3 separate regions of the Mus musculus genome follow, and regions 1 and 3 are each linked to region 2. A link is a loop called in an ENCODE intact Hi-C map of the cell type or tissue named here. Cell type or tissue: left cerebral cortex. All regions are shown on one strand. Region 1 has its middle 4.1 kb from the start of Gm34924. Region 2 holds the start of Tiparp (TCDD-inducible poly(ADP-ribose) polymerase). Region 3 has its middle 23 kb from the start of Gm34924.

Evidence for each region. Hi-C counts contacts between places; a loop is a spot of excess contacts. Peaks named below come from ENCODE experiments on the same cell type or tissue, not always from the same donor. Only the 100,000 strongest peaks of a DNase experiment are listed, where the experiment ranks them.
Region 1: a loop joins it to region 2, with 4 times the contacts of the local background. A loop is called at or near these places in 7 of 42 quality-filtered maps.
Region 3: a loop joins it to region 2, with 1.9 times the contacts of the local background. A loop is called at or near these places in 3 of 42 quality-filtered maps.

Annotation. Positions count from the first base shown.
Region 1 is chr3:65,580,995-65,588,994 of GRCm38, forward strand. No RefSeq gene overlaps it. Among named protein-coding and RNA genes, the nearest start is that of Gm34924, 4.1 kb to the left of the region's middle. In left cerebral cortex, no CTCF peak of the experiment used is centred here; DNase peaks (open chromatin) are centred at 662, 3,531, 4,672, 4,790 and 3 more places; H3K4me3 peaks cover 682 bases; H3K27ac peaks cover 355 bases.
Region 2 is chr3:65,525,385-65,533,384 of GRCm38, forward strand. It overlaps Tiparp (TCDD-inducible poly(ADP-ribose) polymerase), which reads left to right and starts at 3,063. Exons shown (of 6, transcript NM_178892.5): 1 at 3,063-3,248; 2 at 5,840-6,800. The coding sequence starts at 5,881. 4931440P22Rik (RIKEN cDNA 4931440P22 gene) reads right to left here and starts at 4,030. Exons shown (of 2, transcript NR_027955.1): 1 at 3,853-4,030; 2 at 2,099-3,781. It also overlaps the pseudogene Gm22279. In left cerebral cortex, CTCF peaks have their summits at 2,464 and 3,907 (motif pointing right); DNase peaks (open chromatin) are centred at 1,373, 2,535, 3,010, 3,693 and 2 more places; H3K4me3 peaks cover 2,713 bases; H3K27ac peaks cover 2,124 bases.
Region 3 is chr3:65,599,822-65,607,821 of GRCm38, forward strand. No RefSeq gene overlaps it. Among named protein-coding and RNA genes, the nearest start is that of Gm34924, 23 kb to the left of the region's middle. In left cerebral cortex, no CTCF peak of the experiment used is centred here; DNase peaks (open chromatin) are centred at 3,336 and 4,047.

The DNA.
Region 1 (8,000 bases), 56 kb after region 2:
TGGGCAGCACCAGTGGCCTTTTCCCTACTCTGTGCTAGCCCCAAGCTTTGTTGCTAATAAAGGACAGGAGCCACCTTTTATTCTTTTTTGTTTTTCTTAACCTTTCTGGTAGTGTCAGGGGGGAATTCCACAGTACAACGGGGAGCCAAGGGCCAGTGTCTCCTGTGAGGAGAACCCAGCAAGGTGGAAGAGCTGAAAGCATTTTCCCACCATAGGGAGTCAGGCTAACTACCTTCATTTTTCTCCATTTACAAAGAGAAAAGAAAATCCTATTCCTAAGGGCATTTGTTCTGGCTCAAGGGCATAGGTTTTTGTTTTGGTTTGGTTTGGTTTTTGGTTTTTTTTCTTTTCTGAAAGAGGAGACTGGCTCAGTAAAACAGCCCAGAGTTGCTACTTTATATAACCAAGATGGCTACCTTGGAGGAAGATGGCTTGAGAAGTCCTCCATGCCCTCTGGGAACTCTACACAGCTTTCCTTACTTAGTAGTGTCAAAAAAAAAAAAAAAAAAAAAAAAAAAAAAAAAAAAACCCGCTCAAGGTAAAAAGCTGAATGGAGATGATTTCACTGATAATATTTTAAGTGTGACAAACAGAATCAGATTGCATAACTAGTGCATTCTAAGCTGAAGCCTTGTTAGATTGCATAACATGCTGGACTAGGGAATAAAGCAGGTAGCCATGGATTCCTGGTGCTACCAAGATGTCTATAAAGCAACACCTATCTGGTAGAGCCATTTCTCAGGCCCTCTGTCTTGAGGCTTCACAGGAGCTCAGCACCCGAAGACTTCTGAAGAGCCTGCTGTCAATGGCGAGCTGCCAAAGTACTGAGTCAGACGTGACACTGCCCACAGTGCAGAGCCCGGTGGTGTTGTGACCCAGAATCCTGTCTCTTGCAGGTGCCTACAGAAATTTGTGGTGTTTATATGTTCTTTAATGGTGGCACACCCCTTTAATCCCAGCACTTGGGAGGCAGAGGCAGGTGGATTTCTGAGTTTGAGGCCAGCCTGGTCTACAAAGTGAGTTCCAGGACAGCTAGGGCTACACAGAGAAACCCTGTCTCGAAAACAAACAAACAAACAAACAAACAAACAAAAAAAGCCTCAAACAGCCCTGCAGTAGTGGCACAGACCTTTAATCCCAGCACTTGGGAGGCAGAGGCAGGCAGATTTCTGAGTTCGAGGCCAGCCTGGTCTACAGAGTAAGTTCCAGACAGCTAGGGCTACACAGAGAAACCCTGTCTCAAAAAAAAAAAAAAAAAAAAAAAAAAAAAAAGCCTCAAAAAGTCTACTGCAGGACAGCAGTTGTTGAATGTCACCTTGCAAATCCCAAGGGAGCTCTGGGTTATTTAAGGTGGTCCATTAGACGAAAACTAGTCCCAGAGCCTTAGAATGCCCTTTATGCTTGTGGCTGTGTCGACACTTGCACTGATGATGTAATAGCAATGATTAAAAAAAAAAGGTAATACCTTTGCACACAAGGAAGTAGGACCAAACTATTAATAGTCAGAGTTCTCCACTGGCACACATTGGTGACATCAACAAACAAAACCAAACAACCCAACCCCCCAACAAGGAGACTAACAAAAAACCCTGCCAAATCCATTAAAAATGTCCCTGGCAAAGCCGTGAAAATTGTTCACCTTAGCCTATAGGAGTAGAGCCTTTTTGTAATGTATATCACAGGAACCCTGCATGAGGTACATGTACTGCATGCTGATGCACACACAAAAAGCATAATATTCGTTGAGTTACAAGCTCAACTATCTGCTTTTGTCACAGATGTTAGAAACTTGGAAAAATGAGAAATAACGTTGAGAAACTATTTTCACTATTTTATTTGGGTTGAGAAAATGTGGTTTTTAAATGAAGACTGTTGCTTATATTAGCGTGAACTAATGAAGTTAAAGTTATTTTTAAAGAAAATCAAATTTGAAGCTTCTGTTTCAATGTTTTATTTTTAAATTACTTATCTTTATTGATTTTGTATTATGTGTATGCTTCTCTGTGTCTGTGTAGGTCTGTGTGTGGGTGTGTATACTTAGATACCAAGCCCGTGGAGACCAGAGAGGGCATTGGATGCCTGGAAGAAGGGCATTGAAAGAAGAGTTACCGATGGTTGTGAGCCACCATGTGGGTGCTGGGAATTGAACTAGGGTCCTCTGGAAGAGCAGTCAGTGCTCTTAACTGCTGAGCCATCTTTCCAGCCCCCTCTTTCAAATTTTAGTCTTTCTATAGACAGAATATAAACAAATGAGAGCCCTTTAGGATCCTCAGTATTTTTAAGACTGTGAAGGAGAACTGCTCAACTAGGAAATGTGATCGCTTAAAGCCACACCTAAGACTACTCTAGTGAATATTCTGACTTTGGGTTCAGATTCAAACTTTACTACATGCTACCTGTTTAATGTCATGGATCAGTTAGTTGTTCCAAACTTCTCTTCCTTCACCGCCCCCCCTCCCCAAAATGGGAATGATATTTACTGTATATATCTCCTGAAGAGATGAGAAAATATATCTGATACTCTTAATTAACATAAGACCTAGTGTCTTGTTAGGGTTTTACTGCTGTGAACAGACACTATGACCAACACAACTCTTATAAGGACTACATTTAGTTGGGGCTGGCTTATAGGTTCAGAGGTTCAGACCATTATCATCAAGGCTGGAACATAGCAGCATCCAGGCAGGCATGGTACAGGCAGAGCTGAGAGTTCTACATCTTCATCTGAAGGCTGCTAGCAGAATACTGGCTTCCAGGCAGCTAGGATGAGGGTCTTAAAGCTTACAACCACAGTGATATACTTCCAACAAGGCCACATCTACTCCAACAGGGCCATACTCTCTAATAGTGCCACTCCCTGGGCTGAGCATATACAAATCACTACACCTAGTAATAATGTTCAAATATTAGCTGACTGAATAATTGTAAGAAGTTCAGATATGAACGGATGCTTTTGGTGGCAAGGAACAGAAATAGTTTTGAAGGTTGGGAAAAGCGAAAAAAAAAAAAAAGAAAGAAAGAAATAGGAAGCAACCTCAGGGTCTACCAAGTTTAACAGAGGTCTAGAACACCAAGGTTGGCAGACTGGCTAAATAGGACTCCTCTGGGAGTTACTGGGAAATATCACTGAAATTGTAACTTGCATATGAACTGCCTGAGATGTCAAGCACATGTAAGAAGCCTCGTATCATGTACATGCTGCTAATCTATGGAGCGAGCTTGAGTAGCAAGATGGAGACCTCCCACCTCCACATTATTGATTCTGAGTCTCCCAGAGGGGGCTGGCTTTCGAACTCTGGGATCGGTAAGGTAAGGCAGCAATAATATGCACTATTGACATTCATTCATTTGCACATTCAATCAATAGGCTCCCGTGTCCTGCTAAATATTTTGCATGCTTCCTGCAGACACTATAAAGGGTCCACATTCTGTTGGACAGGAGGAGCAGGCTGACCTATTTGCTTGTGTCTTTAATGCAATGTGAGAAGATGCTCTGGTTAAGATGTGTACACAGTGTTCTGGGATCCAGGATCCAGGAGTGAGTCACTGCTGACTGAGGTTGACAAGGAAGATGCAGAGAAGAAAAGCTAAGATAGGGTGAGTGTGGGAGGGAAAGAAAGAGTCAAAAAGAGTCCAGAGCTAGACAAAAAGAGGCCTTGAGCTCTATTAAATCACACTACAGTCTGTCTGTCTTTCTTTCTTTCTTTCTCTCTCTCTCTCTCTCTCTCTCTCTCTCTCTCTCTCTCTTTCTTTTTTTTTCTGAGACAGGGTTTCTCTGTGCACCCCTGGCTGTCCTGGAACTCACTCTGTAGACCAGGCTGGCCTCGAACTCAGAAATCTGCCTGCCTCTGCCTTCCGAGTGCTGGGATTAAAGGCGTGCACCACCACCACCCGGCTCACACTTCAGTCTTGATTGCACTCAGAGAGCTTTTAAGAATACTGATGCCTATGTTACCCTAGATTGACTAAATCCTACTTTCTTGAGTGTATGTGTGTGTTTGTGAGAGAGAAAGAGAGAAACAGAGAGAGACAGAGAGACAGAGACAGAAAGAAGGAGGGAGGGAGAGGGGCAAAAGGGGGGGGGGAAGTGTAGTTGATTGAATGCTATAGGGTATCAGGATTTTAGAGCAAGCAATACCATACATAGCCTAAGTTGAGAACCAGGACTATAAATGAGCAAGTGACCGCCCAACTTATTTGCATAGAGCATGCTCTTCAGCACGGATCATGCCTATTCTTCTTAAATGCACTTTTCATGTCAATTTGATATTCAAAATCAGAATTATTTAAAAGCTTTTATGCGCCAGAGGCCATGTGATAGGCATTGGACTGTCACCCCCTGCCCCACCCAGGGGGCTGTGGGTGTAGGCAGATGAAACATGCCCTTTGTTCCCTGGACAGCTGGGTGAAAAGCTTATCCCTGTGAAGTTAAGAGCCCTGGGCAGAGGGCACCTCTTTCACAGGCCACAGGACCTTGGAGTCCCTGAAGAGAGTTGCCTGCAGAGTGTGTGCAGTGCGCATGCCTTTTCCCACCCTCCCTTACTAATGGGGGAACCGAGGGATATTTTTACTTATAAGATGAAAAGATGAACTTTCCACATCGTGACGGCTGGCAGACGAATCCTTCCAACGGAGCTCTACAGTACGATTTTGCTCTGTCTGTACTAGCTTTTTGAAGTCTGTACCCAGCTACTAAAGTGTCATAATTAGGAAGAAAAAAAATCTCTTCTCTCATGCCTCCCCACTAAAGTCCCTGCCACCATCTTCAAAGTGTCCAAATGTTGCTGTGACACGTCTGTGGTTGTTGTTCATCAAGTGTCTGAATTTCAGAGCTGTTCCAAGTCTCTAAAATATGTAGTTAAAAGGGATTCCAACCATGAGACATAAACACAACTAAAATCGGCCCTCCAGATATGTTTATGTGCAGTTCCATCCCCCAGGTTTTAGTCAATAAAATATTCAGCCATTTTTAGTGGAATGGACCAAGCACTTCCTGTAGAGGATACAAGAGAGTGGACACTACCGTTATGCAAACGCAGTGGCCGGCGGTTCCTGCTGTGGACAGACTCAGTGTAGCCTTAAAGCTTTTTTTGAGACAAGGTTTCTCTGTGTAACCCTGGTTGTCCTGGAGCTCACTCTTAATGCTTATTTTTGAGTGTGTTCTGTTTTACAACTTCCTACCCAATACACAGGAACCGAGGTACTCCTTTTCTGAATTAAAAATTTCAGGAAGCCTGGTGTGGAGGGGAGGGGTGGAATAGGGTGGGGGGGGGGGCGGATAGGGGACTCTACCATCCACTCTCCCACCTTCCCCAAGACGGTACCAGAAAGAGGCCTCCTGCGTTCGTCCAGCGACTACAAACTCGCTGGATTAGATCGCTTTCCTAGGTGATAGCCCAGGCTTTCCCCTCAATTGGATGATGAGTAATCACTTGAAAGGAAGAATTTAACACGGAGATCTTCCGCTTTAACGACAAGAACTGGGGTGTATGTAAATTACAGTCTTTCACTTCTCCGGCTGTGCAGATGTGACTCAGAATTCACACCACAGCTAATGCGGAGAGCGAGCTGGCTTCCACGTACACAAGTGTGCCAGCGTGTGGGTGGCCCAGGGCCGCCCTCCCAGGGTTTGAGTCCGCGCGTGCGTGTGTGTTCGGTGGGGGGAAGGGGATGTAGACAAAGCTGACTCCTGACAACTTACAAGAATATGTAACTAGCAAACCGTCTCAACAGCCTCAGCGGTCAAAACCTGCATTCCCTCAGCCTTAGAAAAGGACTGTGCTTAGCAAACTCAGTTGAGAGGGGCCAGCCATTCCAGTGGCTGCGGGATTCTCAGAGCAAGTGCGCCTCACCCAAGGTCCTGCTTGGAAACAAACAAGCTGGCCTTCGATCACAGGAAGGGAGTGGAACCTCCCTCAATGTGTCGGTTTTAATCTTGGTTCTGGGGGACATTAACTCCCTCTTCGTGGATCACTGATTGCTTTCAAAATACCAGGAATCATTATTTTACCTTACAGGGTTATTGTATGCTAGGACTAATTTAGCTAAGGCTTGTAGAAGCCAGTAGATGCTGAATGACCTTATTAGTTCCCCTTTAAAAAGCTCTTTAGCATCCCTGGGCAGCTGATTTGATGAGAAGTGCCTACTTACTGTGACCCTCATGTGTAGTCCTTCTTCGAACTCAACCTCCCAGGGCTTTTTAGTCCCTTTGATGAATAAGTACTGCTTCCAAATGAACCAAACAGTAAGCAGGGATGTGAATTTTGTCTGTGGGAAAAAAAGAAAATCAACCCCAGTGTTCAAGGGGGAAAAATCATGCTAATTAGAAGGGAGACAAACAGTGAGCCTTTTAGAGATGGGACAGGCGAAGGTCTGGCTTTTAAGTGTAACCTAAAGTGATGGAGATTCAAGTTGAAGAACTTGCTCATGTCCTCAAGATCCTTCCCAAGGCACTGTCACCATCCCCTTCCTTTCTCCTCTCTGCTCTTCTCTCAGTGCCAAACAGAACAGCTATAGGCATGAGCCTGTGCAAGACACATCTGTGCATCTTGGGTGGTGCAGCAAGCACAGAGTTCAGGCATGCCCCTCTCTGCTCTGCCATGGCACATTCTGCTCCTTGGAGGGAAGTAATCTCAGAATTACTATACTCCCAGAAGCCAGCCCTCAGCAAAGAGTCTCCTGGACCTCCATGCAATCTCTCTGTCTGTCTCTGGGGATACACCAGGGTGTGCCCAGCTCATTTTGCATGACGGTTTTAAAGCTGCTGTTTATGAGTGTTTTAAATTTTTTACTTAATAAAGGAACCGATGCTTTACAACTGGAGATCAGTTGCTGATTAGCATCCATTCCGCCAACGGTTGTAGCTGCTGCTCATCTTTCCGAGGTCTGTGAGCCCACAGCTGTCTCTCCTCTCCTGTGTTTTCTCTGAAGCAGTGTGTCTCTGCACTTCCCTCCAACTTTGTTTTGGCTTAGTAATTCTATCTTGCTTACACAATTGCTCAGTCTTTATCCTCCTGTTTTTGATTACCAACTGGTGTTTATTTTAAATGCAGTTACTGGCCAATTAAATAGAAATTAGCTACATTTAAAGACAGGATTCCAGCTTACTGTGCCTTTCCTTTCCTTTCCAAAAAACAAAAAACAAAAGCAAAAAAAAAAAAAAAAAAACCCCAAAACAACCTAACACTCATCTTTCTTGAGACAATTCTCAGAATAAACATTCCAAAGACAAAGACCTGTGAGGTGTCAGGGCCCCTTAGGACAGCTACCTGCTGGATCTGTAGCTAAAGGAGTACAGAAAGGATGCTCTATTTGCCCAATAGGAGCCAGAGCAAGCTAGGATGTAACAAGAGCCATTTCCTGTTGTGATTTGGTCAAACCATTTTTGATTCAAGACAGACTCTCCTACCAGAGCAATTCAGGCTATTTCATTGAACAAGAGAACAAATAAATGAATAAAACTTCCTTCTGCCTCACTTTGTTGTTCAGGCAGCTGGAATGAATCTTCCTTTCCACACGAATATTGACCACTACTTACTGGGTAAAGAAAAAAATCAGGGGCTGGGGCTCCCTTCCTGGGCTGGGTGGAGCATATGGGCTAAATTACTTAGATGGGGCCTAAAGCCTGGACTTTACTGTAACAAGCTGTGCTGAGGCTGTGGGGGTTGTGGAGCCTGGGTCTGTGACTACTGATATGCTTCCCGGGTCCTAGGAGCTGGCCTGAAACTTTTGTACATGGAGGTCAGCCTGGCACCAGATAGGCCTTGAGCTTGAGTCTGCATGGACAGGCCTATGCCTTTAGCGTGTAGGAGCCAATCAGCCTAGAGCCTCAGTCTAGAGGAGTCATCCAGAAGTTACCTATGTCTATGGGGTCACAGGTAGGGTCACTGAATCCAGTCAGGGGGCACCTGTGCTCATAGAGGCAGCTAAATAAATATTCCATGGAGGCTGGGACAGAGACTAGATAGAAGTTACTGGCCTGGTGCCTGAGGTCAGGCTGG
Region 2 (8,000 bases):
GGAAGAGAAAGAGGAGAAAGAAGAAGAGGAGGAGGAAGAGGACGAGGAGAAGAGGAAGAGGAGAAAGAAGAAGAGGAGGAGGAAGAAGAAGAAAAAGGAGGAGAAAGAGGAGACGGATCATCCAAATATTTCTAATAAAGGAGAAAAGTACAATAGGAACTTTACAGCCCAATTCACCCTTCTTCTCATTCAAGGAATACAATCTTACCCTTTCTAGGATAGCCCAGAATGCCTGTCAGTTATGATAGGGGCTCAGCCTGCAGGCTCTAAGGGCCCTCATGATGTTACTGGTCCTTCTGATCAAGTGTGTGAGTCTGTGCTCACATCAGCAGCATGTATACTAAGAAAAGATTAGCATGGACCCTGTGCAAGAATGACATAACAATTCACAGAGCATTCTATAATTTTAAACTTTCATATTCCAAATTTAAAAGTCCTTAATTTTATATGTATGGTATTTCCTACATGTCGGTACTTATGTTTGTGCCTAATACCCATGGAGGTCAGAAGAGGGCATCAGATTCCCTGGAAATCGTTGTTAGCTGCCATGTGGCTGTTGAGAACTGCACATAGGTCCTCTCGGACACAGCATCCAGTGCTCTTAAGTACTGACTGAGCCATCTCTCCAACCCTCCCACCTCCAACTTTTTTTTTTTAAGAGTATGAGTTTCAGGGTTCTAGAAACCAATATTTAAACTAGCTCTGGAATTACATTTAATTATCAGCTCTTAATTGAATTAGGATAAGTTACCCTTAAGTGATCTATAGCCTTTTATATAAAATACCTTCCCCCAGCTGGGCGTGGTGGCACACGCCTTTAATCTCAGCACTCGGGAGGCAGAGGCAGGTGGATTTCTGAGTTCGAGGCCAGCCTTGTCTACAGAGTGAGTTCCAGGACAGCCAGGGCTATAAAGAGAAACCCTGTCTCGAAAAACTAAAAAAAAAAAAAAAAAAAAAAAACAAAAAACCCTTCTCACTTAGATGCTCAACTTGGTCATGTGACTTGCTTGGGTCAGTGACATATTAGTAATCAATTATACTGCTTGCTTATTGAGCCTTGTTTTTTTGGAATGCCCCCATTTTGTAATCCAGATTATCATTTTATGAGGAAGCCCATATCAGCCAGGTAGAGAAGCCACACACAAGAAAACAGACCAACAAGCCTTCTTTTTTTTCCAAGACAGGGTTTCTCTGTGTAGCCCTGGCTGTCCTGGGACTCACTCTGTAGACCAGGCTGGCCTGGAACTCAGAAATCCTCCTGCCTCTGCCTCCCAAGGGCTGGGATTAAAGGCGTGCACCACCACCACCTGGCTTCTCCAGCATTCTTAGATTCCATCTTTGCATTTTCTACATCATTGTCAGCTCATTTGTGCTGAGACACTAGCTTCGACCTTGTGTCCTAAGAGATTTCAGTTAGACTAGGCAGGCCCAGCCTTCAAGCTGTACAGATGAGCTACTGGCACTCTGTCCTGGTGGAATTCCTGAGCAAAGAGCCCGGGATCATGAACAAATCAGTTATGGTTTTAAATAGCTATATTTGGGGGTGATTTGTACATAGCAGTAACTGAAACAGTACTGAAAGTATAAAGAATGTATAAAAAAATTGTTGGAAGAGAATGGAATTTTAAAAGTAGCACGAAAGCAAATTGAACAAACAAAATAGATGAGAGAAAAAAATACGTAGTAAAATGATAGATTTAACCCCAAATATAGTATGTTCAACCGGAGACATGAGGGCTGCATGTGTGTGTCCCAGGATTAAGTTTGGATGCAACCCAACATAAAACCATAAATTTACTTAAAACATTGTTTTTGCAAATATTTTTGGTAATCATTAAGTTAGTAGGTAAAGTTGGGACAGTTTTAAAACGTTGGAAATACTGCAATCTTATTATAGTTTTTTAAAAATAGTTTAATTTTGCTTATATACTAGTCTTTGAATTCTGTCCCAACCTTTCCACTTTAGTCTGAGGGCCTTTACTTGATGCAATTTGAAACAACACTGCTGGGTGATCATTAATCTGGGTTAGCAGTGCCATAAAACTTGGGAACCACAGCCTCTGCTTAGCCTGTTTTTCCAGGATCCCCTTTTTTTTTTTTTTGAATAAGTACGATCTTTTAATTTTTTTTCTTAAATTCGGATTATACAAATTTAATGTTTATTTCCAACTAAAAAAACAACAACAACAAAAAGCTATTGAATACATGAAGTTACAATCCAGATGCCAGTTTCATGTATATTTTTGAGGTTAACTCTCGGTTCCCTAAGTCTCTATGAGTGCAGGGCGTGGGGTCTGGGTGATGAAGGTCGTAGTTCTAAACCTAGTACACGCTCGGCGCGGAAGAGGCGCTCTGACTTGTTAAATGAATTAGTCACTACGTGATCCGTGGGCTGCAAAACACGCGCATAGGCATCTCTATTGTCAAAACCCTAACATTGGCTTCCCCTAGCGGAGGCTGTCCGGGAACAGGCGGCGGGGCGGGCTCAGCCTTCCCGCCCGTACGGCGCGGGGCCGGCGACCCCGTCTGGAGGCAGCGGCGGAGGCGGCCACTCGCTTCCCCCTCGGGATCTGGAGGCGTCTTGAAAGGAGGCAGATAAACAAAGGCAACCGCACCGAAACCGGCCGTTCCGTCTCACAGCCTCTCTCACATCGCGTGCCCGGGTGTCCGCGGAACACGGTGACCCTGCATCTGTCCGCAGGCAGGTGGAGTCCGCCCCACGCGGCGCGCGCCTCCTCTCCTCGCAGGCTCACGGGGGGTGGGAGGTAGCCTCCCCGGCCTCGCGAACCGTCAGAGCCTCGGGGACCCTCGGCCGCTCGCGAGCGGACACTCCCCTCCCTCCTCCTCCTCCTCCCCGGAGCGCCGAGCCGCCGCGCGCCCCTCCGTCCGGAGCACGCGCACGGGAGGCGGGGCCCCAGCTTCCCGGCACTCACTGATCGCCCGGCCCCCTCACCCCACCCCACCCCCTCTCGGCCCCGAAGCTCCTCCCTCCCCGAAGACGAGCCGGCCCGGGGGAGGAGACCGGAAGCCACTTAAAGCAGAGCTGGAGCTGACAGGCGAGCGAGCTGGAGCCTCGAGAGCAGTTGCGGCTTTCAGCGCTCAGGTCCGCGGAATGGCCCGCGCGCCGCTCGCCGCGTCGGCCGCCCACGACCCCTAGACACCGGCCCTCGTCCTCGGCTCGGACCGCTGGCGCAGAGGCGGCCCTCCACGCCGCGCCTGGGCTGCGTTCGAAGGGCGGCTTGCCTGAGGTAAAAGGGGCTGGGGGGTGGGCAGCGAGCGGCGGAGGGACCCCCAGCGGGATGGCGGGCGCCAGCCTCGCCGCCCCGAGTCCCCGTCGGGACAGCGGCGGATCCCTAGACTGCCCGGGAGAGCTGAATGCGCTCGCGTCCGTCGGTGGCGGGGTGGGATCGGGTTCAGCGCCGGGAGCTGGGCAGGTGGATAGATGGACTGGCGCCGCAGGGCTTGCGGGGCCGCCCGCGACTCCTCTCGGGGGGTTGCAGCCGGGGCAGCCCCTGCGGGAGGGCTCGGCGCTGCGGGAGCGTTCCGGCCGGCGCGCGTTCCGGGCTGCAGCCCAGAAGTTTGCAGGCTGTGTTCGAGTTAACTTTGAGTGCCGCACCGGTTCCCCTTCCTTTTCCCCGCCACCCGGAGTGTCCGCTGCGGCTCGGCCCTGCAAGCTCCGGGACTCGCCAGCCGGTCCTCGGGAAGGAGGCAGGGCCGGGGTGGGGGGGAATTCATTGTGGACTCGCCTTGAGTGGCTTCGGGGAGGCGGGGAGGTCGGGTCCTGAGGAAGGTGGGCCGGGAGTGAGGGGGCGCCCGGGTCCCTGAGGACAAGGTGAGGGCGGGGATGCTCACCCTCTCGGCGAAGTGCGGAGCCCGGTGGAACGGGCGCGGCGGGAGGTCGTGGCTGCGCGGAGCGCGGCCGGCAGGAGGCGTCGCTCGGACCCGGGCGTCTCACTCCTTGGCTGTTTGGAGCCGGCGGTTTCCATGGAAGGTGTGACCAGCTCGTGGTGCCAGACGACCGGGGCGTCACGAGGTGAAGGGTGGCGCGATTGGGTTGCCCGCTGCGGGCGACCGGAGGAAACGACCTTCCAATCTTTTTATTTTTCTGTTATGCAAACTAATTGAGGAACTGGTGGCTTCCGCACTCCACTCCTCTGCTTCCTAGTTGAGTTTCCGAGTTTGGTGGAGGGGCAGTAAGAGGAAAAGTTGTGTGCGTGCGAGTGTGTGTGTGCGTGCGTGCGTGCGTGCATGTGCGTGTGCAGAAGTATAAATAAAATCGCTTTAGTATTTTGCCTGGATTGGTGTGATAGGAGGGGATAGTGTGCGTGCGTAGGGGAAGGCACAGGCGGGTTAGATACGGAGAGGGAATACCACAATCTGTGCCAACTGAGCCTTGAGGCAAGAGCACCGAATGATGAATAATAACGCCTGGCTTGGCTGCTTTCCAGTTATTTATGTCTCATGTCAGATCCCTCCTTCGTGAGGCTTTCTCTAACAATGCCAGCTCATACTGAACTCAAATATTTATTTATTTAAAATAAATAAATCTCTTTTGTACTTAGACTAGCACTTTGTTCCATGCCTTGTGTTTTTCTGAGTTTTGATTATTCAGCACTTTTGTATACATAGACTTATAAATCCCTCCTAGATCTTTATATTCGTTTTTTAAAGCACGAAGTCTTACCATTTTGGGTTTTGACCTTCAACCAAGAACAAAGCATCTAATGTGTGCCTTTTCTAAAGTAATTCAGCCACAAAATACAGACATCCTCAGTGGTGAACAGTGCTAGGTACTATACTGGACTCCTAATGCATGCTTGATTAAATCATAGGTTCTTACATCAAGGAGTTCTTTCAGTCTATTGGACAAGAAAAAAGACCATTAATTGCTCATCACTGTCCCTTCTCATCTGGAACAATCTCAGTAAATACCTGGAAATCTCAGTCATTTTAAAGGATCTGGTTCTTGAAAGGAAAAAAAATTCAGATTCTGAAATTTGGTGTTTTTTAATATTTGTATTTTTTTGGTTATAATATACTTTCATTTGTTTTTTTTTTTTAAAGTGGATAAGTGTAACTTTTCTAAAGACAAGGACCCTTTGTATAATCGTGCTGTATTAAGTTTCTAAGGCACGGTACAGTGGTTGTTGAAGTTAGGCATATCCTGATATTCCTTCAGGAATTTTTTAAAAATTTAGAAATCTTTAACATTCAATAATTAAATACTAGAACTTTCAGAATGTAAAAACATTAGCAGGCTTCTGGCTTTCTCTTGTATCACAATTCACTTGAAAGCTTCTGTGTCTATCCTTACACACATACACACACACACTAGTTCTTTCACTTTTTAACCTTTTAAGTTTATCCTTTTGATGAACTTTCCTCCCAGTGAATTTTGTTTTTTGCAAACTCATGGGACAGATCATAAACAACTGTAAAGGGAACCACAAAGCTAAGCAAGAGATGTGGTTTCCCTGCTTCATCTTCTAGAAAAAGACAGTTATTTCTATCTTACAAAATAAAGTCATACCCCAGTAGAATCACACAGCACTTGCTCTGTCTCCCCCTCCTCTGTGTGTGTGTTTATCAATTATTAAGTCAATACATAAGTATTGAAAAATACATTCTCATCTACTATTATCTACTATTATGCAGATTTTTGCATAGCTTTTGAATCTTCATTTCTCAGTTTAAAAAAAGAAAATTGACCTGTAAGAGCTAACTATAATGCAAGCAGTGATTGCAGATAGTTAACCATAGACTAACGCAAAATGTTTTAATGAATGAATGGGTTCAGTTGTCAGTTTTTAAATGATCATCTTTCTTCCTTTCCTGGTAGGATTTGTAGATACTGAGGCACAGTTGGGAGTTAATCACATCATGGAAGTGGAAACCACTGAACCTGAGCCAGACTGTGTAGTACAGCCTCCTTCTCCTTCTGATGACTTTTCATGCCAAATGAGAATTTCTGAGAAGATCTCTCCATTGAAAACGTGTTTTAAGAAAAAACAGGAACAAAAAAGATTGGGAACTGGAACCCTGAGATCCTTGAGGCCAATATTAAATACTTTGCTAGAATCTGGCTCACTTGATGGAGTTTTTAGAGCTAGAGACCAAAACAGAGATGAGAGCAGCTTACATGAACATATAGTGAAAAAACCCCTGGAAATCAACCCATCGTGTCCACCAGCAGAAAACAGTATGCCTGTCCTGATTCCTGATGGGACAAATGTTGAGGGCCAATTACCAGAAGCGCATCCTTCTACAGATGCTCCAGAACAGGGGGTTCCAATCCAAGACCACAGTTTTCCACCAGAAACCATCAGTGGGACAGTGGCAGATTCTACAACAGGACACTTCCAAACTGACCTTTTGCATCCTGTTTCAGGTGATGTTCCTACAAGTCCTGACTGCGTAGATAAAGTTATGGATTATGTACCAGGAGCTTTCCAAGACAATAGTTTTACAATCCAGTACATTTTGGATACCAGTGATAAGTTGAGTACTGAGCTCTTCCAAGACAAAAGTGAGGAAGCTTCCCTTGAGCTTGTGTTTGAACTTGTAAACCAGCTACAGTACCATACTCACCAAGAGAATGGAATTGAAATTTGTATGGACTTTCTGCAAGGCACTTGCATTTATGGCAGGGATTGTTTGAAACATCACACCGTATTGCCCTATCATTGGCAGATCAAAAGGACAACCACTCAGAAGTGGCAGAGTGTTTCCAATGATTCTCAGGAGCACTTGGAAAGATTTTATTGTAATCCAGAAAATGATAGAATGAGAATGAAGTATGGGTATGTATTATAACAAGTTAAAAATTGTTACATGTTCTAATGAAGCTGAAAGTTTGGTATGGTGGTTTCTTTCAGTAGTGTACCAAGTTTTTTGTTTTGTTTTTTTCTTTTATGACTTTTATGCTATTCTGATTTTTCATAGTGTTTAAATTTTAATGTGGTCTCTTTACCTAACCAAAGAAACATTTTATGATTTGAACAATTTAGATGTCATTCTGTTTAGTATGTATATGTTTGAATGAAAGTTGTACATACATTTGAGTGTTGAGAATCAAGTACTATTTTAACTGTAATCACTTGCCTTTAAAAAAAATCCACTGTGAATCTTACATACTAAACTTACCTAGTTTTTAAATTTTTATGAGTTGAGTAGCTTTTTTTCTTTTTTAAATATAGAAACTAATATTTGGAGCTCTTTTACTAAACATTTTATATCAGTAATTCAGAAGTTCTTCATTCGTACACAGACACATGCTATTTTGATTTTTCAAGGTGTTGGAATGTGTGAGTGTTCTGCCTGCGTGAATGTATGTCCACCTAATACTGCAGAGGCCTGAAGCGGGTGTTGAATACCCTGGCATGGTTACAAACGGTTTTGAGCCTCAACAAGGTGCTAAGAACTGAACCTTAGTCCTCTGCAAGAGGCCCCCTTTTCTTAAAAATAGTTTTAATAAGGTATTGTCCAAGAACTCGATTGCCCCTGAGCTACCAATTCTAATTGTTATGTCAAGAGTTTATGAATTCGCCAGGTGCACGCCTTTAATCCCAGCACTTGGGAGGCAGAGGCAGGTGGATCTCTTGAGTTCGAGGCCAGCCTGGTCTACAGAATGAGTTCCAGGACAGCCATAGCTACACAGAGAAACCCTGTCTCGAAAAAAAACAAAAACAAAAACAAAAAAAAAAAAAAAAGAAAAGAGTTTGAATTCTCAAAGCCACTCGAATCCTTCCATCTCCAGATTACAGAACACTTGAGAGCATTGGCCTCTTCACTGATGAAGCAGATTTCAGTCCACTGAGTACTGGAACATTTTGGTACATGAAGTTTCTGTTTGATTTAGTCATAAGGAAACTAGCAGAGTCATTGTCTTACACATTACACTGTTACTGTAAGCAAGTCAAGACAATCATTTTGGTCCCAGAAGGTCCAACAATTCTTTGATCAATAACATATTGGACATTTATATCTTTAAGATCTTTTTG
Region 3 (8,000 bases), 74 kb after region 2:
CCCCCACAATTAGGACATTTACCCATTAGAGTGAAGCTGCGCCCTTAGTGATTAGCAGCTTAAGAGTTGTCTTTGTCTTAGTTAAGGTTCTGTGAAGAGACACCGTGACCACAGTAACTCTTATAAAGGAAAACATTTAATTGGGGCTGGCTTACAGTTCCAGAGGTTTAGTCCATTATCCTCATGGTGGGAAGCATGGCAGTGTGCAGGCAGACATGATGCTGGAGAAGGAGCTGAGAGTTCTACACCTTGATCCACAGGCAGCAGAAGGAGACTGTGAGCCACGCTGGGCATAGTTTGAGCGTAGGAGACCTCAAAGCCCACCCCAACAGTGACACATTTCCTTCAACAAGACCACACCTATTCCAACAAGGCCACACCTCCTAATAGTGCACTTTCCTATGGGCCTATGGGGGCCACTTTCTTTCAGACCGTGATAATTGTTTAATGGTTTATTGGCGCATCTTGCAGGACTCTTGTTAAATCTACCTGAGACCATGATGGGTCAATGATAAATGAGATGAGGCCTTGACCAAGCTGCTTGATGGTGCATATCCCTTTTGCCCCCTATTTAAACCTAAATCTCACTCTAGTACCCCCAAGATGAACTGGAGGGGGGTCACTGCCCCCTTTTATTTATTCCTTTTCCTGGTGTCATCTCATCCAATAAGCCTTCTTTCCTGTGGCTCCCTCTCTCCTCACAGTCCTTGCTTCTTTAATTAGCATATCAGTTTGGGTGCCCAAGTTTAGCTTGTTGGGGGAAACCATACTTTTGCCCTAAAAACCTCCAGTAATACTTTGAGAATTTACCTATTTCTGTTTCCTTTGTATCTTTCTTCTTTTCCTACTATGCTGGTTAGTTGTGTTTTTGTTTTTGTTGTTTTGTTTTGTTTTGTTTTGCTTTGCTTTGCTTTGCTTTGCTTTGCTTTGTTTTGTTTTTGTCAACTTTGCCTAAGCTAGAATCATCTGGAAAGAGGGAACTTTGACTGAGAAAATATTTCCGTCAGATTGGCCTGGAGACAAGTCTTTGGGGGCACTTTCTGACTAATGATTGTTGTGGGAGGGCCTAGCCCACTACAGGCATTGCCACCCCTGGGCTATGTATAAGAAAGCAGGCTGAGCAAGACATGGGCAACAAGCCAGTAAGCTGTGTGCCTTCATGTCCTCTGTTTCAATTCCTACCTCAGGTTCCTGCCTTGAATTCCTGATATAAATTCTCTCAGTGATCTAAGCTGATTCTACTTTGTAATTCTCTTATGCAGATGGAACTACATTGTATAAGTTCACTGACTTTGAAATAAATCTATCACATGAGTTTGAGCCTCATGTCCTCTCAGATTTGAGCCAGTGATGGTGATAAAAGCAACCCAACCCGACCAATCAAACCGGAGGTGAGGGTGCTGTTGGATAGTTTCCAAAAGCCTTCCTCTATGTGGTTAATTGACCCAGAGGTATTTAAGTGTCTTTGGTTCTCCTTTGAAAAAATTAAATAAGGACATATTTTGTTTTCTAGGCCACACGTATAGTCACAGAGCAGCACAGAACTATTTGTGAAGTGCTCGTAGTCCTTGTCTTTAGTGGAAGAAAGAGAACATGTGTGGCTTTTGTTTACAGCTGTGGGTCAGTGTGGAGTGTTATTGATTTGGTCAACGCTACCGTGGCTGGGCACAACTCCAACCTCCCAGCTAAGGATTGCTGGATCTTGCCAGGACTCTGCATTGAGACAGTGTGTTCCCTTCTTTTACCTGCATTTTCCTCACTGTCTGTGAGGAGAAGCACAGCTTTAACCCCACTTCAATGTGTTTACACACCCACATGCATTTTTCCATGGAGCAAGCAAGGCAAAGAACTCTAAGATCTCTCTCCCTCTTCGGACAAGTGCAGACCAACGGCCCCATCATAATGCTTATTGCTGGTGTCAGGCCGAGTCTGGCATCTCCCTAGTGAAACTAAGTAGCTCAGTGAGAATGAGACATTATCCAAAGCCTGCTTCATTCAGTAAATAGTGTAGTCTTCCTGGCTTCATTCCTTCAGTTCTGGACTTCATCATGCCATAAACCACAGGGTCTTTGTCTGCATGTTACTCTATTAGCTCCATATGTGGAGAACTCATGGAACTCACATGCAGAATGTGTGATGTCAGACCAGTTTACACGAGTCCAAATTTTGTGCAGCTGTTAGACTCAGATGTTCTCCTTCATTTTTTATGTCAGCACCATCCCAATAAACGCACTGATCTTGAGACTGAAAAGCAAAGTGAGGTCTCTGCTCTTGAATGTGTTTCAGAGCCTGAAAGGTCTGTACCACTTTTGTGTGGGTCTCACCAGAGGCTACATCAGAGTGGTGGCTTTCAGTTCTCTTGGAAGCAAAACAAAATGAGGGAGATCAGTGGAAGAGTAGGCGCAGAACGTGCGAGGACATCAGTTCTCAGGCAAATTAGAAACCATTACCTAGAATCATGTGCCCTTGGAAGGAGATCCCACCAGAGGACATCTTCAGTTCCACACAGACACAGCAGTTTCTCTAAAAGACATTGAACTGGTTTCTGACAGTGAAAGGCATTGGCTAATGAGTGTCCCTGACCCCATGGTGCTGAGACTAGCAAGCTTGTTTTGGGTTTATTTTATTGTTTATTTTAAGACAATTCACTATCTTTTATCACTACAAGGGTGGTCAAAGGTTGCCACCCAATTAAAATTACAAGGTATTAAAAGATAAGTAGCCCCCAACATTTATGTGGAATGAAGAACAACTTAAAATAGGTTTTTAAAACCTAAAACTAGGTCTACATATGCTATTTGGACTCTCCATAATGTGACTCAATGTATATAAATGCTGAGAGTTGTAGGTTTTCTGTTCTTCACTTTGGAGAGACCATGATTCTTCATGGTTGGGTAAGGAAACCAAACTTTGGGAATTTAAAGGATGGATGTGGGTGGTGGTAAGAATTGTATGGTCTTATTTTGGGACAGAAAGTAAGATTTGGCTTCACCTTTATTTCTTCTTCTGCCCTTTGTTATTACTTCAGTGACTCTGGCTGTCACTGTCTCCTTCCCTTGTGAGAGAACAGAAGAAACTTGCCATCAGTTTCCTGTCTGAAGGGGGCTTTGGCCCAAGAAGTCCTCTTATAGAATTGTCTGGCTTGCCTTTTTCTCCTCATCATGTTCTGTAGTAAAGGTTTTTGAAAGCCAGGGAAACAAAACTTCTCCAGCTTATCTCCTGAAGACAGAAAACATTCGGTTGCACCACGCTGTGAACACTTTAGGGCTTGAGTCTCATTCCAGAAGCATGGTGAGCTTCGCTACTTAAGATAGAAATTTCCCCGCTGTGTTCCTTCGGCAAGCAAACGGAAGATGTTGTGAGATCCTGAGCTCTGTGTAGACTCTAGCTTTTAATGCTCAGCGGTTGAAACTGCTACGCAAGAAGTCATTCTATTGGGTGTTTGGAAAAGATCCACTGAACAGCATCTTCCTAAATACGGTTGAAAGAAAGCAGGTTCCAAGTTAACAAGGTCAAAGCATGCTTGGAATGAGGCTTAATCAATTGTTTGGAAGCTACCACTTGCTAAACAGAAGGCTGAGGTTCACTGCATTAGTAGCTTCAAGGGTTCCTGAAACCCTCTGGATGTGATGACAGATGTTCAAGAACTTAATGCTTCTTGAGTGTGGTGCTGGTCAGATGTTGTAACTCAAGCCAGGTGAGTCATGTAGCAGCACATGACTGATAGGCAACTTCTGAACATTCTCAGCTAGGAAAAAAAAAATCTGACAATTTACAAAAAAAAAAAAAAAAAAAAAAAAAAAGAGGCCTAGTGGTACTCACAGTCATTCCACAAACACCTCACGTTGTGAAAGTTTCGGTTCTCAGTGAATGAGACCCTTGTGAATGAATGATTTTCTACTCCTGTGACTCATACTACATAAGACTATCTGTCATAGTTCTATTAACAGTCATACTGTGTTCTCTGGGATAAATATATATCCATTTAATGAGGGCATGGAGGAATGTGCAGCATTAAACAAATCTTATAGTAAAAAATACTCCTTGCCATCTGCCTGCTTTCTGGAGGTGGTTTTATTCTTATATTATTGCTGTTTCCTGTATCTTTTACTCTCAACGCCCCGCACTCTGGAAAGATTACTCATCCTTAACTTGAAATAATCCTTTAACTCTTTCACTGCCCAGCATCTTTTAAGCTTCTCCTAACTGAAGGAATGAGACACTCCACAACCAGGCACATAAAATTGAAACATACATAAGGCAATTCTCCCTTTTAAAGCCACCATTGACTTTATGCTGAAAATTACATGTCTGATAGATAACACCTCACTTACTATGAAAATAGCAATTTCAAATAGGTGATCCTAATTTTCTGTCTTTTTCTTCCAGTGTTTCAGTTCTGTATGTGTTATCCATTTTGATACCATCTGCAGCTTTTTAAAGGTTCTGGAGTTCTTAGTTCTTTATTCTTTTGTGTTGCAGGTTGGGAAATTTCTATCTGATCATCTGCAAATTCACTAGCTCCTTCCCTCACTGTTATCAGTAGATGTCCTGGAAGGCCAAACTCCTGGAATACAGGCCACCGACATCTCAGGGTGGGTCAGAAAACTCTAGGATTTCCCCTCCCCTATACTCTATCACTTCACAACAACCCTTTAATGGGTTACAATGGAAAGAAATGTAGGCGCCAGACACTGTCTGAGGGGCAGAGAGAGCCAAGGCTAAGAGAGGAGTTAGGAACAAGGGCACTAAAATATCTGAATCATTTGGAATTTATACAAGCTCTACGTGAAGTTCTGCTGTAAGCCAGATTAGTAGACATGCTCATTAAAGGCTTGTTTTACCTCAGAACCTACTATAGGTACAACCAGGTACCTGGTGTTTAGCCAGAGATTTCAGGTTATACTAAAAGAAAAGAAAAAAGAAAGGAAAAAGAAAGATACACTGTGAAGATATTCAGTAGCCACCAAAGCCAGCTTTAGATATGACATAGATGTTGGAATAACCAAAGAACTTAAAACATATTGATTAACATATCAAGGTCATTACTGGAAAAATGGACAGCATGGACCATCTGGTTAGTAATGTCATCAAAGAAAAAACTTGGGTTGGAGCAATTAAGAGCACTGGCTACCCTTATAGAGGACCCGGTTCCCAGCACCCACATGGTGGCTCACAACTATCTGAAACTCCAGTTCCAGGGGATCTGATGCCTTCTTCTGACTTTCATGGGTACCAGGCACACATGTGGCACATACACAAGAGAACACTCATATACTTTAGATAAATAGATAGATAGATAGATAGATAGATAGATAGATAGATAGATAGATAGATAGTAGATAATAACATTTTTATTAAAGGAAAAAACTACAAACAACAACAACAACAAAAAAGCCCAAAACTAAGGAGACTTTCCAATTTGATGTTGAAAGGAAATGACTCAGTAAAGTACCTACCTCACAAGCATGAAGGCCCGAGTTCAATTCCCCATATCCCAAGTTAAAAAGACAGATGCTGGAGACAGGCAGAGCCCTGTGTTGTGGGCCCGTCAGTCTAACTAAACTGATGAGTTTCAAGTTCAGTGAAAGGTCCTGTCTCAAAATATCAGATGGACAGCAGTTGAGGAAGACACTGAACCTGATCTCTGGCCTCCACATATGTATACGCACGTATACCTATATATACACGCATTACACACATAAACAAAAAAATAGTAGAAGTAATGGGTAAGTGTTTAGATATAAATGTTTGTAGCTACCTAGGGGAAACAATGAAAGTATGGATGTTAAGATGCACTTTCATCTCTAGTAAAGATGGGGGAGGGGTCTCATTTCATGGGAAGTTATCATATTGCAATTCAAGCATGTATTATTCTTGCAATTTGAAATAGTCAACACAAAGAAGGTGAGTCTTACTCATCCATGAGAGAAAGCTCTCTGGGAAAAGATCTCCTTTAGTTCTTATTTTTAGACAGTTCCGGAGTTATTGACACATTGCCTTTTTGTCTGAGTAAAAGACCTCTTGGGAATGTAGCATGGTAGGAGAGTCACCTCTCCGCTAGTGGGAAGAGTTGGATAACCTTGGCCCGTGCAAGAGTGAGGGCGGGGACTGTGTCCCATCACTCACAGCCATTTCAACGTCCACTCTGCTGGGTCCTCGGCCAAGGCTTGGTATATACTCGCTGAATTAGTAGGTTATCCGAAGGAAGTGTCAGTGGCTCTGTGAGGAATCACTGAACTGTAGGCAGTGGGGCAATCCAGCGAGTAATTGATAGGCAATTTCTCTGTTCTTAATGATTATTTTAGAATTTAAACTCCGAGGTTATTAGCCACACAGCAATGCCAAGGAAATTAACCAGACCTATCAAGAGTGTTTTCCCTGGTGGAGACTCTCTCCAAGACTGAAACAGCCGTAGACATTATTCAAGTTTCCTCTGCCTGTTCACAAAAAGAGTCAGGGAGTGACCTTAAAATTTAACCTCTTAGTTTCCATTTTTTGCATTTTAAGTAAAGCTATGTAGTGGCTGGGGCCAGAATTAAGATCACATGGGGGTTGTGATGGCCCATGGCTTATTACTACAAGCTGGGGATACGAAAGAAGAAAGGGATCAACATCTATTGAATACCTGTCTACCTCATGGGCTCCTCACTGCTCACTGAGACACTGTTAGCCCCTGAGCACAAAGTACCTCATCAGCCCCACCACAAGCTGGAAACGGTTGTCAGTATTTAATGGGTGATGAAAGTGGACTTAGCTAACTTGTCTGGGGACGCACAGCCTGAAAAATAGTAGGCCTGGGATTTGGGACAGCTGCACACACCTCCAAAACCGAAGCCTACTCTCAGGCCACTAGACTGGGGCCTGTTTGGCTTATCTAAATGCTAACATGACAGCTGTCTCAAACAGGAGACACCTACATATACATGCATTACACACATAAATGAAAAAAAAATGACTAGGAGTGAAAACTTTAATGATATTTTTCTTTGTGACAATGCCTTTACACTTGTGAATGAATGATTTTCCCACTCATGTGACTCCCTTCCTAACTGACTAAGTAAGAGCAATATCTCTGTAGAACTAATCCAGACTTGTACAGAAGTCACCGGCCCCTCTTCAAGTTCTACACATTGTTAGGAAATAACTTAGAGGAAATAACTGAGCAACGCCTTCACGATAATGAACACACACAGGTGTGATCTGCATTCTCTGAAACCTGTTCCAGAATGTAAATACCCACCACCACCACCACCACCACCACCACACCACCACCACCACCACCACCACACAGAGCCCGATTGCAGATCCCAGACTGCTGCTTAATCAGGTTACCCACGGTGCAGAGATAGCCACTTGTCATGAATGCCCTCATGGATTCAAGCTCTCATTTGCCTTCCTGTTGTATTTGCTGACTCAGATGAAATTATTTTCATCTTCACGTTCACGGTGCCAGAAAGTTAGCCCGCAGCCTTCAGCATGTTTCCAGCACCTTTGAGCCCCTTTCTGCGGTATTTCATAGTTGGCTTGACCTCCACCAGCTACTTCATTGACTCTCCTGGATCTTTTGCACACTGGAGTGTCCTGTGACCCACATCTATTTGCCACTCTCCTCTCCCCCCCACACCTCTGTGTGTACCTAGACGCTAATCACACTCATTTTTACTCTTCTTTTCCCCCTAGCCTCACATCTCCAGTCTGGTGTCCCGTGGACATTAACTATAAACCAGAGCCACAAAGAATCATTGAGTCCTAGCTTCAGCGCTAACCTATTGCTCCTCTCCACCTCAACAATTCAATTCTATATCCCAATACATGCCTCACCCTACTATCTACCTTGTTATTCAGATCTAAACATTTCCCTGGTTGGATTTGAGTGGTTTTCAGTGACTTTCATGAGCCCTAAAGTCGCTGTGCTTTCACCGTGCTAGTCAGTCTCAGGCACGTCATCACATTTGATTTCTTAGAACGTAGAATTATCTAAATGGAGTTTGTTCAAT